Linked DNA regions of Homo sapiens: region 1 is linked to region 2. A link is a contact called in ENCODE Hi-C or POLR2A ChIA-PET data. All regions are on one chromosome and are shown on one strand. Each heading gives the region's core, a stretch centred on a gene start or an enhancer-like site at or near the end of the contact. The rest is flanking DNA. Distances are from core to core; before and after follow the strand shown.

Region 1 (6,843 bases), core at 1,838-4,337, 460 kb after region 2:
AGGCTGAGAAGTGACAGTGGTTACAGGTGGAGCTGTGGTGGCCAGCTGTGGCTGGGAAGTCCCAGAAGGTGTCACTGAAGCATTGGTGGGTAGAAGGGTGGCGGGCTTTGGAGTAGCCGAGGTGGTATGTGGAGAAGCAACTGCCACCGTAGCTGGGAGCGCACTCACATTTTCAGGCAGCAGATGAGCTATTTCTTGATCAGAGGAAAATTGTGAACTCTGAGAATGGCCTTTTTCCTTATAAGCAAGGAGCTGGGCACTTGCTTCATCCATCTTAAATAGTTTCTCCAAGTGATCTGAGGATCCAAACTTCTGAGAAAGTGTGTCTCTCCATGAGATATCGGTGGGCTTTGAATAATCTGTGTGATGATGGGCTAGGGGAGTGACTGCTTGTGAAAATTGGCCATGTAAGAGAGAATCTTCCTGGGGTAACTCTTGGCTTGGCAAATTTCTGGTCAAAGATGGAAAATCTGAAAATGTATGGAAAATAAAAGGAAGGCTTATGTAACTCCATGCTACGGTAGGTTAAAAAAATACAAACATATCAGCTTGTTCAAAAGATCCCTAAACTGGTTGGCCATGGTGGCTCACGCCTATAATCCCAGCACTTTGGGAGGCTAAGGCAGGAGGATGGTTTGAGGCCAGGAGTTGGAGACCAGCCTGGACAACATAGGGAGATCCTGTCTCTTAAACAAAAAAATCTCCAAACTGTTGATACTTGACATTTCATTGAAATGTGTGCAAAATGGAAAAACACAAATTGCTAAATGAGAATCTGATAACGCCGCCTCTCTACCAGATGCTGTGGTTTATTTCTAGCATGATAGGACAGAAGAGAAGAGAAATGTGTGGAGGAGGACCAGGCAAATTAAGGAAAAGGTGGGAGGTGCACAGCAGAGAAGCCGGAGGGGCTCAGCAGGGCAGCAAGAGGCTTACAAAGATGGAAAGGGTTCTCCGTCTTCCTAAGGGGCCAAGGCCAGGGAAAAAAGTGGGCCGGAGGGTGACCTGAGCAGGAAAGGTTGGCAGGGAGAATGCGGGGGAAGGTGTGGGCTTCTGCAAGACATGCCACCTAAGACTGAGATGACAAATGGGGAGCAAGTAATCATCAGGAGAGATTTCAGTGGGGGCATGAGGCAGGCAAGAAAGGTATGTGGAAGCTGTGGGAAATGAGGCAATAGAGCAGGAGAGAGGGAGCAGAATCCCTGTGGTGTGTCTCTGACAGGGAGGAGGAGGAGGGGCCAGGCAGGGTCTGGTCTCCGCTCTGAGCACTGAGGCCACAGCAGCAGCAGAACAGCAACAACGACAACAAAAAACCAGAGATATATCGTTCCAGCACTGTGCGCAGAGGAGGGAGGCTATCTGGGAGATTTCATTTGGACTCTCAAAGATTAGAATTTTGGAGCCAATGTCATAGGTCATGAGGATGATGGGACCAATATTTGAAATCATGATGACCACACTGTAGACACAGAGGGCAGAAAAACCATACAGTCCCGATGCCTGCTGAGGAGAAACCAGCCCCAGATCCTGCTCCTGCTCCATGAAGCTTAGAATTTTTCTCCTGATCACACACCCCATTTATCACAGCTCAAACTGGAAAGACCTGTTCAAGCAATCAAGTGCAGGGAATGACCAGGTGAATTGCCATGTATCACTCTGCTGCTAGGCTAACCATCTCACATTAGAACTGCAGAAAACACAAGGAAAGAAGCAGAGGAATGTCCTGGCATTTCTCAGTCCACTCACTCCTGCTCTCTTTTCCTTTTTCTTCCTCAATTCACCTCCATGCCAGTTTCCAAACTGGTCCTCAGTCTCCTCTTTCCTACAGACGGATCCAGAGGCAGCTACGGATTCATGCCATCTCGTGACTACTCTCTAAGCCTTACCCCTCTGAGAGGTTCTTTGCACTGTCACTCTGTCACTTATTCGTCCATCTAGGACAGGGCTCAGCAAACTACGGCCTGATGGACAAATCTGGCCTGCCATCTGTCTTTGTATGACTTGCAAGCTAAGAATGGTTTTTACGTTTTTTAAAATTTTTATTTGTTTTGAGACAGAGTCTCACTCTGTCGCCCAGGCTGGAGTGCAGTGGTATGATCTCGACTCACTGCAACCTCTGCCTTCCAGATTCAGGCGATTCTCCTACCTCTGCCTCCTGAGTAGCTGGGATTACAGGCGCGTGCCACCACACCTGGGTGATTGTTCTATTTTTAGTAGAGGTGAGGTTTCACCATGTTGGCCAAGCTGGTTTCAAACTCCTGACCTCAGGTGATCCACCCCCTTCGGTCTCCCAAAGTGCTGGGATTATAGAGGTGAGCCACCATGCCTGGCCAGTTTTTATATTTCTTTTAATGGCTGAAAAATAATCAAAAGAAAATTGTGTGACACAGGAAAGGTATACAAAATTCAAATTTCTGTATTTCAAAACCTAAAGTACTGGTGTGAAAAGCCTAAAATACTATTTGGCCCTTGGCAGAAAAAGTTGGTGGACATCTGCTCTAGGATATAGTATTCTACTCTAAAGTAGAATTTGGGTCAAATGAAATATATTTGAAAATATATATATATATATTTTTGAGACAGGGTCTTGCTCTGTCACCCAGGCTGGAGTGCAGTGGCACAAACACAGCTCACTGCAGCCTCAACCTCCTGGGTTCAAGCAATCCTCCCACCTCAGCCTCTTGAGCAGCTGGGGCCACAATGCCATGCCACCATGCCCAGCTAATTTTTGTATTTTTTGTAGAGACAGAATTTTGCCATGTTGCCCAGGCTGGTCTTGAACTCCTGGAATCAAGCAATCCGCCCACCTCAGCCTCCCAAAGTGCTGGAATTACAGGTGTGAGCCATCATACTTGGCCTATAATTCATTTTAAAGTTAAAAAAGAAAAAGACTGTTTAAGTAAACACTCTGTGATGTGTGTGAAATCAGAACTTAAATATGGCCATTGACAAGAATGGCCAAAACAGCTGTTTTCTTTCTCAAGCATGCAAGCTCATAAATAAAGCAAAGCTAGGGCCAGTCCCACTTCTTGATAAGATTCCTCTGTTGGCAGAGGTCCTAGAACCACAAAGGGATCCTCCACACCTGCTCCATTCGCCTCACCCACTCATGTTTGCCATTGGGGCATGGTGCTTCCTCTCAGTCACGCAGAGATGAGCCACAAAGGGAGCTGCAAAGCAGCTCAGCGCCCTTAACTCCTCTTTGGAGTTTTATTTTCAAACGACTTCACTGAGTTGAAAAATGAGAGACTGACTATTACTGGGACCCCAGCTGAGCAAACAGACTCCCAATTTATTCTATGTCTGAATTCTCCTATTCTTCCAGTCCTTGGTAAAAATGACATGCCATGAAGCTGCCAACAACAACAATAAAAGATTAAATACCAAACTGCAATGGCTTTAGAGAATGAACAGAATCCACTGTCATCTTTCAAACTCTTGGTCCGTAAATATTAGTCAATGGGATATAGGAAATAGAGGCTGGGCACGGTGGCTCATGCCTGTAATCCCAGCACTTTGAGAGGCCGAGGCAGGATGATTGCTTGAGGCCAGGAGTTTGAGACCAGCCTGGGCAACATACTGAGACCCCCCCATTGCTACAAAACATTTTAAAAAATTAGCCTGGCATGGTGGTGCATTATCTGTAGTCCCAAATACTTGGGAGGCTGAATGGAGAGGACTGCTTGAGCTCAGGAGGTGGAGGCTGCAGTGAGCCATGATCGCGCCGCTGCAGTGAGCCATGATCGCGCCACTGCACTGCAGCCTGGGCAACAGAGTGAGATGCTGCCTTAAAAAAAAAGAAAAAAAAAAAGAGAGAGAGAGACAGAAAAGAAAAAGAAATAGAGTTCTTCCAGAAACAAACCACCAAACAGATAATCTGTATTTAATTTCACTCCAGGCAGGAGGCAGATAATTCATTTTTAATGGGGTAATATGAATTCATCAACATGGACAGATTCATACACAGAATTACAAACACAACTTGCACACATCCTGTAGATATAAACAGTCCTTTGCATACTATGTCCGGGGTTGGTGCCACGTTGCCCCTAGGTGTCCATCAACCTGCTCAGGGGCCGGCAACGCCCCCTGGTGGCTGCCACAAGAACAGTTTAATTCTAATTTCACTTCATTACCTTCACACTCGCCCTAAAAAGATTTATGCACATGCCAAGTTCCCTTTTTTCCGTTCCCATTGGCAAGGAACTTCATCCCATACATGCTCTTTTATATGTGCATTACAAAAGTAACAACACTCCAGAAGTATTAGAAAACAAATTCAGCTGTAATTTCTATCATCGTATCCTAACAACAATTATTTACACAATACTCTGTGCTTCACGCTCCTGTTTGAGAGGATGTTTGACCCATCAGGCTTCCCTGGCACATGAACAAAACTCAGACACAGCCTCAGCTAGGGGGCAAAGCAGTGTCAACACGCAGGCACCCTGGGCAGTATCATTCCCCGAAGCCCCTCATACTTAATGCAGTCAAGAGAGAACCCTAGATTCCACTCCACCTAGATTCCATTCCACAACCCTAAAACTACTCAAGTTTCCCCCAGTGCAGCAAATGGTGTCACCATTCATCTGGATGCTCAAGGCAAAAACTAGGACTTGGCCTTGATGGTTCTTTTTTTCTGGTTCCCCAGACCCACACCACCAGCAAGTCCTGTCAACTCTACTTCGGAATAGCCCATATGTCCACTACTCTCTCCATCTCGCCCGCCACTCCCTGTTTCTTCACCCAGATCTCACCTGCGCCTCCTAACCAGTCTTTCCATTTCCACTTTGCTGCTGTGTCACTGTCCATTCCCAAGAGGGCGGCTACGGTGAGCTTTGAGAAATCACCTTTTTTTTTTCTTCTCCCCGAGACAGAGTCTTGCTCTGTCGTGCAGGCTAGAGTGCAGTGGCGCAATCTCAGCTCACTGCAACCTCTGCCTCCTGGGTTCAAGCAATTCTCCCGCCTCAGCCTCCTGAGTAGCTGGGATTACAGGCACGCACCAGCACACCCGGCTAATTTTTGTATTTTTAGTAGAGACGGGGTTTCACCATGTTGGCCAGGCTGGTCTCGAATTCCTGACGTTGTGATCTGCCCGCCTCAGCCTCCCAAAGTGCTGGGATTACATACATGAGTCAGGAGGTCAGGAATTTGAGACCAGCCTGGCCAACATGGCGAGACCATGTCTACTAAAAATACAAAAATTAGCCAGGCATGGTGATGCTTGCCTGTAGTCCCAGCTACTCAGGAGGCTGAGGCAGGAGAATCACTTGAACTTGGGAGGCAGAGGTGGCACTGAACCGACACTGCATCACTGAACTCCAGCCTGGGTGAAAAGAGTGAGACTCCATCTCAAAAAAAAAATAAAAATAAAACTCCCAACAGCTTCCCACCACACACCTAAAAACTCCCGGCCGGGCACGGAGGCTCATGCCTGTAATCCCAGCACTTTGAGAGGCCGAGGTGGGTGGATTACCCGACATCAGGAGTTCGAGACCAGCCTGGCCAATGTGGTGAAACCCTATCTCTACTAAAAATACAAAAATTAGCCACGTGTAGTGGCATATGCCCCTCCTAAGGCGGAGGTTGCAGTGAGCTGAGATCGCGCCACTGCACTCCACCCTGGGCAACAGAGTGAGACTCTGTCTCAAAAACAACAACAACAAACAAAAAAACTCCCTCCTATGACTTACAAGGTGTTATGTGATCTGGCCCTCCCCACCGTTTTGCATATCACTCTCTGCGTATTTCACAATGAGTCAACCAGCTGGGATTGGAGTGTTGGTTTTTCAAACACTCCAAAGCATTCTGCCTGAGGACCTTGGACTTGGAAGGTCTTCCCCTGATCTCCTCACATCTGGCTCCTCACTATTCAGATCTCAGTTTAGGGGTTACAACTTTACTTACTGATTGTCTATTATACCGTCCTGTCTCAATTCTGTGCATAGCACTTGTGACTATATTTTTCTTGATTATTTATTTATTATGGTTATTGTCTCTCTCCCCTAAAACATAAGTTCCAGAAGGGAGAACCTTGTTTTCCTATTTTTTTTTTAGAGATAGTATCTCACTTTGTCACCCAGGCTAGAGTGTAGTGGCATGAACACAGCTCACTGCAGCTTTGACCTCCTGGTCTCAAGGAATTCTCCTGCCTTGGCCTCCCAAGTAGCTGGGACTACAAGCTCATGCCACCATGCCCGGCTAATTTTTTTAATTTTTTGTGGATATGAGGTCTCATCATGTTGCCCAGGCTGGTCTCTAACTTCTGGGCTCAAGTGATCCTCCCACCTCCCAGAGTGCTGGAATTATAGGCATGAGCTACCACATGGCCAGAACCTTGTTTTTCATGTTTAGTGTTGTTTCCTTAGGGCATAGAAAGTACTTGGCACATAGGAGATGCTAAATAATATTTGTTATTTATTGAACAAATGAACAAGTAGAATATTAAAAATCAAGAGTATGATGATAACTTTCTAAAACTTAAATAAAAGAAAAATTGAAGCTGGGTGTAGTGGCTCACGCCTGTAATCCCAGCACTTTGGGAGGCTAAGGAGGGTGGATCACCTGAGGTCAGGAGGTGAGACCAGCCTGGCCCACATGGTGAAACCCCATCTCTACTAAAAATACAAAAAAAAAAAAATAGCTGGGCATGGTAGTGGGTGCCTGTAACCCCAGCTACTTGGGAGGCTGAGGCATGAGAATTGCTTGAAGCCAGGAGGTGGTGGTTGCAGTGAGCTGAGATCGCACCACTGCACTCCAGCCTGGGCGACAGAGTGAGACTCTCTCTCAAAAAACAACAACACTCATGCCTGTAATCCCAGCACTTTGGGAGGCCAAGGCAGG
Region 2 (7,368 bases), core at 1,463-3,962:
GCATCTGTCAATCTTCTAAAACTTTACCTACAAAAGTTTTACTGGCTTGTGTCCCACCAGTGTGTTTCAAAGCCAGAAAGTATATTGGCCACAAGCACCTGTAGGTGGCTGAGGTGTGACTGTAGTCATCCGTGAGTCATGTTTTCAGTATGTATTGAAATTCCTTATTTGGACTTGATTTCAAAGGTAGAAGGGCCTTTTACAGGTGAAGGAACTGAGATTGAGACACATCAAGAGTCTAGCCTCGAGCTTCTGTTCAGTGTTTTTCCCAAAATTATTGTTTCCTTCTGGTCTGGGACTCTAGAGCAAAGATTGAAAACTGTGGCCCAAAGTGTGAGCCAAATCCAGCCACCATGCGTTTTTTTTAAATCAAGTTTTCCTGGAAAACAGCCAAACCCATTTATTTGGTATTGCCTATGTCTGCTTCCATGCTGCAGTGGCAGAGTTGAGTAGTTACAACAGAGATTGCATGGCCAGCAACACCTAAAACATTTATTAGTTGGCCCTTTACAGAAAACGTTTGATGCTCTCTGCCTTGCAACATTGTGTACGTGGTGGTCAGTGTGCTTGGAATCATAGGTGCAATGTAGGATGCAGACTTAGAAAACAGTGCCCTTGCTCCCAAGGAATTATTTGCACTTTAGATGACAAGGCATGTTTGAGACATGTGAAAGGAACAATAACAAGTTATGTAAGAGAGGAGACAGGTTCTGGACTGCAGGCTATATTTTCAGACCAACCAGAATAGTTACGATAATATCATTAACATAAATAAAATACTAAGTATTTAGCTACGTAAAAGAAACGATTTATTTGCACTTTGGATTATACAGTTCTTCATTCATTGATTCAAAAATTATTGCCAGTCTGCTCATGTGCCAGGCATTGTTCTAGATGATAGGGCACTGCATCTCTAAATGCCAAATTTCGTATCCTTGCTGGTGGAAGGCAATGTCCTCTTGCTTTATGCCATGACACAAACTAAGCTCCTGCTTTAACTATAGACAGCTAAATCTTAAACGAACACTTTTCAGTCAGTTTAGTTTTCTCTTAAAGTACTTTAATTCCGTTAAAACCTGAGCCACCAGATTTCCTGTCTGCCTGTCTCTTCCTTGGCCTTAATCCAAAACTCTGCTGAGGAAGAAGATTCGTTGGTACACTGACAATTGTTTTATAATCCATTCATTTCATAACCCCTCATTTGCTACCCAAAAGTGGGGACCTAAATCTGTACAGATTTACGTGTTCAAAGGCCATGGCCTACCCAAATAGAGAATATCTCCTTTCTTGTGTTTCTCTCACAACTTTTGCTGAAGTCTCTCCATCTTTGTGAACATGAACTTCTCGATTTGTGAGGCTATCGCTGGTCAGTTGGGTCATTAATCCTACAGCAGGCAAGACACAGAATTTCCTCTCAGCTCAAGATCTCTTCACTCCCAACCCTCTTAGAACACACTTCGCAGCAATCCTTGGAATCTTTAAAGGTAGCCTTTTGTGACTTTAAAAAATACTTTTACTATCTCTCAAGGTTACATCCTTAACAGAAACAAAAAGATTCTAATCAGCGAGACATCAAGTCTCTTGCATTGCTTATTTGTCACCCAACTAAAACAATGTACTTTCTTGATTTGGTTTTATTGACTGGATGAATTATATATATACAAAGATTCAATTAGGGAAGCCTCTGAAGTAAGATGAAGAAAAAAGTATGAAACTCCAGAGAAAGCAGTTTGAGGCTTATCCTCAGGGGCTTCAAGGACTGGGAGAAGTCACTGTATTCTGGCATCTTGCTTCTGTCTCCACTTCCTCCCACAGTGTTTAATGCTGCTGTGAATTTGTTTCAAAGGAAGCCTATAGACTTTTTTTTTTTTTTTTAATTTTGTACATGAGCCTCAGGAGCAGCCTTGACAGCTAAAAGACCTCGTAAAAGAGAAGTGTGAAGGGATTGCATGAAAGTGCTGGGGGCAAGTCTCAGCCCTCGGCCTTTGTTGGAAGGTGTGGGGTGTGCAGACACATGTGCACCTTCGCACACATGCATCTGTGCATAAATATCTGTGTTTGCAGGAAAGAAAAGATAGGGTTGTGGGATGTCCCCAGAAGCCACAGGGATTCCAGTGTTTTAGTACCAGGTGAAAGAGCCGCTTCCTCCCACACTATCTCAGGGAGATGCCCTTCTGTAGACCTCTGTAGCCCAGTACCCTCAAGAGCTCCTGGAGACAGATGGCCCCGAACAGTCCTAGGGAAGCAGTGTGGGCCTGTGGCAAAAGCTTGGACTGCGAAGTCAGCATGATTGGAATCCGGTTCTTGACTCCCAAGCAGGTGCATAATGTCCCTGAGCCCTTCTTTCCTTATCTGTAATATTGAGAATAGTAATACCCATTTCTGGGCCCTTTTGACTGTTAATGAGACAACATGTGAATGCATGGCACAAGAAAGTTAATTGCTACGTGTCACTGTCCCCCCCTGCCTCACTGCTGAGCTGCCATCCTGCCCATCTGAGAGGGACTGTGTGGGAGCTGTGGGTACAGCCAGCACAACTGCCTGCAGAGCCACGCAGGGCACTGACAGGGAAGGCCTGTGTGGGGTGCCCTTCAAGGCCACCTCCGTTTTCTTATTTCCTTGGAGATTTACTTTTGTGCTCCTGCTTCCCCTCCCTGAAGCTTTGCCTGCTGTCCATATTTGGAGGGGATGAATAAGATGAGCACTGGGGAGGGGAGGAGCCATCACTCCAGCAGGAATATTCCCAGCGGCTGAGTCACTGCATTTGATTTTCAGTGTGAACAACTGAGAAATCAAAGAGCCCTAAAAGAGGAGGAAGTTTCAGGACAATGTTTTTAAAAGATAAAAAAACATCAACAGCATGGTGTCTGAGTGGAAAATAATAGAAGGGGCTTGAGGAGACTGGAAATTCCAGTTTGTGTAAGGGCGCACAGTGCTGTAATACAGAGTCCTACCTCCCTGCAGTCCCTGGATGTGAATTCCCAGGCTGCACCCACACCTGAGCAAAGCGGAGGCTGGGCCTTATTAGGTTCTGACTGCGGGCTGGATCTCAGCTGCAGGCTGTGAGTTTCGGATACCGGTGTTTCCAAGCCTTCTCCACACCTTATGTAATCACAGGTGAAAAGGTCCAGCCTCATTTGCAGCTGTGGTTCTTCTGCCCCAGGAAGCCAGGAAGCGTAGATTTTTGTATTATTTGCCTCCACTTCTCCCTCCCCCAGCGTGCCACCGTGCACATATGTTTTCTGTTTTCCTAAGCCACGGCAAAGCACAAGCAATTGCCCATTGTAAACACACCTCTGCGTATCAACACACACCTGGCTGCACTGGATTGACCAACTTTCTGCTTCTAGGTAATGGCTGATCTAGAATAGAGGAGGAGGAGGGGAAAAAAAAAAAAAACAAGCAGCAGATGGCCCCCTGAATGTTGTAAACCGTGTTTCTCTAAGCAGGGTTTCTCAACACTCTCGATATTTGGGCCAAATAATAATTTGTGGGGTTGCTTACTATATTGTAAGAGATTCAGCAGCATCCCTGGCCTCTACCCACTAGATGCTAGGAGCACCCTGCACCCCAGTGTGACAACCAGAAATGCCTCCAGATATTGCCACATGCCCCCAGTTCAGAACCATATTTGTAAAGCTTAGTAGCAACTTTTTTTTTCATATGCTACTTTGCGTGTTTTGTTGCTGAACTGGAAATAAACGTTAATTTTTAGGTAATAAATTTCAAAAAATGTAACAGGGACACTCAGCCTCTCTTCTGGTAATTATGCCCATGACACTGTCATTTGCAGGCCTTCTTTAAAATTCCACTTGGGCAGTTAAAAGAACATAAAATGACTTTCTTAGAAGCTTTCCTGAAATTTAAATTAACCACAATCATTAAACATTCCCTATGTCAATAATTTGACTTTCCTACTCAAAGTTTTTTAAGGCATCAGTTTTGTCTAGCGTGGTTTTTTTCTTTAGAAACCATGTTGGTTATGTGTGAATTGCCCATCTTTTTACAATCTCTGCTCAATAAGTTTATACAATGAGTCTCTGGTAAGAGACAGACGTGGGAGTGAAAATATTTCTCCTTAACCACAGGAAGGGATTTTTTACAATGCCTTTAGCTGCGGATACCGAGGGTACCTCACCCAGCAGGAAGGAGAGGGAACTATACTTGGGCTAAACACTTTCATAAACTACTTCTCATGGAAAAGAAAATCCAAATAGTGGAAATTTCTTTAAAATATCCATGTGCCTTGAGATAGAAGAAAGCCCTTTCGTTTAAGAAAAATGCACTTAAAATTAATGAATACCTTGTGATCCAAAAACATTTTATACATATACGTTCAGGTGTTTTGAAGTGGAGTGAACTTCTATTTATAGAGTGTGTTGCGCTTTATTATATAGTATTATGCATTTACATTGATGATCAAAGAACATTGTATCTGTGCAGGCATGGGTTCCGAAAAGGCTGAAAAATTCCAGGTGAGCCGTGGCAACAACCTCTAAAGGATCTAGGAACCTAAAGAGGATCTGCCTTTTATTTAATAGAAATCTTAGAAACAAAAATAACTGACATGGCTTGAATGTCAATTGTTTAAAAAAAAAAAAAAAAAAAGGAAAAAAAATCTATTGTGTGGTCAGGCAGTTATTTTTATCATCTAGGCATAATTTTTACCAAAGAAACAAAACAATCAATAATGTTATAAAAGCCACTTATACTCTGAGCTTGAAACAACTGCTTTATGCCACAAAATTCCTATTGCTGTCTCCGTTAGTGACTAATTCAATATGTCCTGAATGTCAACGTATTTTTATTACTCAGCTAAAGTTGGCTTTGCTGGATTAAATGTCATTTAAAATGATCAATTGGCAGCTTGTTTGGGGTTGTTTTCACATTTATGAAAGGAAAAGTTTGCCGGATACAAATGTTCTTGAAGCTGATAGGGAAACGGTGTTCTCTGGTAAGCCCTGCCCTTCCTTTTGCCATCTGATAAGTAGATAACATTCTAGGTCCTAGTTTGATGCCTCCGAAAAACCAACATGGCAGCCCAGTGCAGGTTAAGCCCTTACATTGGAGAAATGGTCTGGTTCACGTTTCACTGTTTTATGAGAAGTAGAATGTACCATTACAGTAAAAGAGAAGCAACAGAAACATGCAGTGAAAACGCCCATGCTTGTGGTTAGAGAACTGTCCGCTTTCTTTTTGCTCTACAGTAGGCTTCTGAGTGGAGTGCCTTCCGCCTAGAGTCAAGAGGGCTGCCATGATGTCACCCACCTTCATATGGGCAAAATGTCTTTATATGAAACTGTAAAAGACAACCAGGTCGTTTCTTAATTGCTGAAATTTATTAAAATGAACACACTAGAAAATCACATTCCCAATCCAGAGGAATCCAATGGCGTCGTCAGCCTATTTGCAATGGAAATGATTGTAAACCTATAGGGAGACATAGGAGGGGCTGCACACAAACTACTTTCGTTCGTCCTGATTTACTGGCTTCTTTTCCCCCTAGAGATACAGTCTCACTCTGTCACTCTATCGCCCAGGCTGAGTGCAGTGGGTTGATCATGGCTCACTGCAGCCCCAAACCCCTGGGCTCAAGCAATTCTCCCACCTCAGCCTCCCAACTAGCTGGGATTACAGGCATGCACCACCACGCCTGGATAATTTTTAAATTTTTTGTAGAGATGAGGTCTCGTTATGTTGCCTGGGCTGGTCTTGAACTCCCGGACTTTCAAGCAAGTCTACTGCCCCTGCCTCCCAAAACAAACATTGGGATTATAATTATAAGCCACCACACCCAACCCTAATTTACAGGCACTGTATGTGATAATATGTGATTTTGTCAGATGTTTTCCAGTTGGAAGAGATTATGGAAAATTAAAATGTGTCTGCCATTTGATAGTAGGACAAATACTGAAATATTAAGCCACAGCTGAGTTCTGGCCTTAGTCCTTTTGGGGCTGCTCTGACAAACTGCCGTAGACTGGGTAGTTGGTACGCAATAGATACGGATTGCTCCACAGTTCTGGGGGCTGGGGAGATCAAGGCCCTGGCAGATGAGGCATCTGGTGAGGGCCCACTTTCTGGTTCATAGACAGCACCTTCTTGCTGTGTCTTCACTTGGTGGAAGGGTGAGGGGTCTCTCTCAGGCCTCTTTTAAAAGGGCACTAATCCCACTCACAGGGGTGGGGCCCCCAAGACCTAATCACCTCCCAAAGGTACCTTGGTAGTTAGTTAGGATTTCAACAGATGAATTTGGGGAGGACATGAAGATTCAGACCACAGCAGATCTCTATTTTCCCTTTATAGAGAAAGTAATTCAAGACAAGGAGATGCTTACAAGGGAAAAAGACACTTTGCCACTTTTTACTGCTTTGCTTAGAAACTAGAATCATCCTCCTTCAAATGCCTGTAAAACGAGCTAGATTATTCTCAGTCTGCAGTAGGACACTGATTTCTCAAGGTACTTAAGATGCTTGGGTTGCTCATCTTCTCCACACCCCCACCTCAGCCCATCCCCTGGCAATACAGAATGCAGCCATGGCAAGACGGGGTGGGCAATAGAAGTGGCTGGACAGCTTCTGTTGTTAGAATGGGGTTCAAAGTCCAGGACTATGGTGTTGTTGTTTTAAGAAGGAGGCCACTTGTCCTTTTCCAAAACACAATGAGTGACACACCACATTAATGTTTAAACACAGATAATACAGAAGAAAGGATTCCATAAGGGATACTAAAGATTTAGGGCTGCTGTACATTTAATGGTAGTTCCTTGAAAGATTAAGCTTCTGGAAAATGCCACAGTTTTCTGCCAGTGTCTTCTGCTATTCAAAGAGAACGCTGGAGTTCAGAAAAGATACACTGAGCAGGTGTACTTTGTTCTGGAAAGTCCTAAGATTTTATAAACATACACCCATTAACGAGTTTCTCTGAGACTAGAAATTGCATTGGGAAGTGTGTCATAGCATGGGTTTTGGGGTCATGCACAGCCAAGAATCCTGTGTGTCATTCATAAGCTGTGTCCTCCTGAGTAAATCATCAAACCCTCTCAGCCCCAGCTTCCTGATCTATAAAATAGGAATAGCAACAGCACCTGCCTCATAAGGCGGCGTAAGGGTCAGATGTAACCAGGCTTGTCGAAGCCACAGCACAGTACCTACAAATAGCACCCACTAAATACCGTTGTTATTTTTATTACTTTCTCTTCCCTCCCATTATCACTAATATAATAATCCTGTAAAGTAAGTGCTGTTATTCCCACTTCATAAGTGAGGCAACAGAACCTCAGGAAGATTAAGAAGCGTGTCCAGGGTGGCCCAACTGAATTCCCCTTGTAAATATACCCCCAGAGAAGGGTGTATGTTTCTCTGCAAT

The links. A loop is a pair of places that touch in the nucleus more often than their neighbours do. ChIA-PET counts read pairs that join two places held with the same protein, here RNA polymerase II (POLR2A). Pooled maps may share reads with other maps.
Region 1: a map of PC-9 shows a loop between it and region 2 (5-fold over the local background). The contact joins two enhancer-like sites. A Hi-C loop is called at or near these places in 1 of 168 maps with a recorded cell type or tissue (PC-9), 1 of 37 single-sample maps with no recorded cell type and 2 of 50 pooled maps. POLR2A ChIA-PET finds 5 or more read pairs at or near these places in 1 of 52 experiments (T-cell).

What each region holds. Positions count from the first base shown.
Region 1 is chr12:12,330,489-12,337,331 of GRCh38, forward strand. It overlaps MANSC1 (MANSC domain containing 1), which reads right to left. Exons shown (of 4, transcript NM_018050.4): 4 at 1-470. Among named protein-coding and RNA genes, the nearest start is that of MANSC1, 16 kb to the right of the region's middle. Within about 2 kb of position 3,088, at least 11 of the 41 ENCODE cell types and tissues checked have a DNase peak (open chromatin) inside an H3K27ac peak, as active enhancers do; they include PC-9, where a contact is called at or near this core.
Region 2 is chr12:11,875,444-11,882,811 of GRCh38, forward strand. The region is part of intron 5 of ETV6 (ETS variant transcription factor 6); the gene reads left to right. Among named protein-coding and RNA genes, the nearest start is that of BCL2L14, 190 kb to the right of the region's middle. RefSeq lists a silencer at 4-53 and an enhancer at 2,794-3,591. Within about 2 kb of position 2,713, at least 17 of the 41 ENCODE cell types and tissues checked have a DNase peak (open chromatin) inside an H3K27ac peak, as active enhancers do; they include PC-9, where a contact is called at or near this core.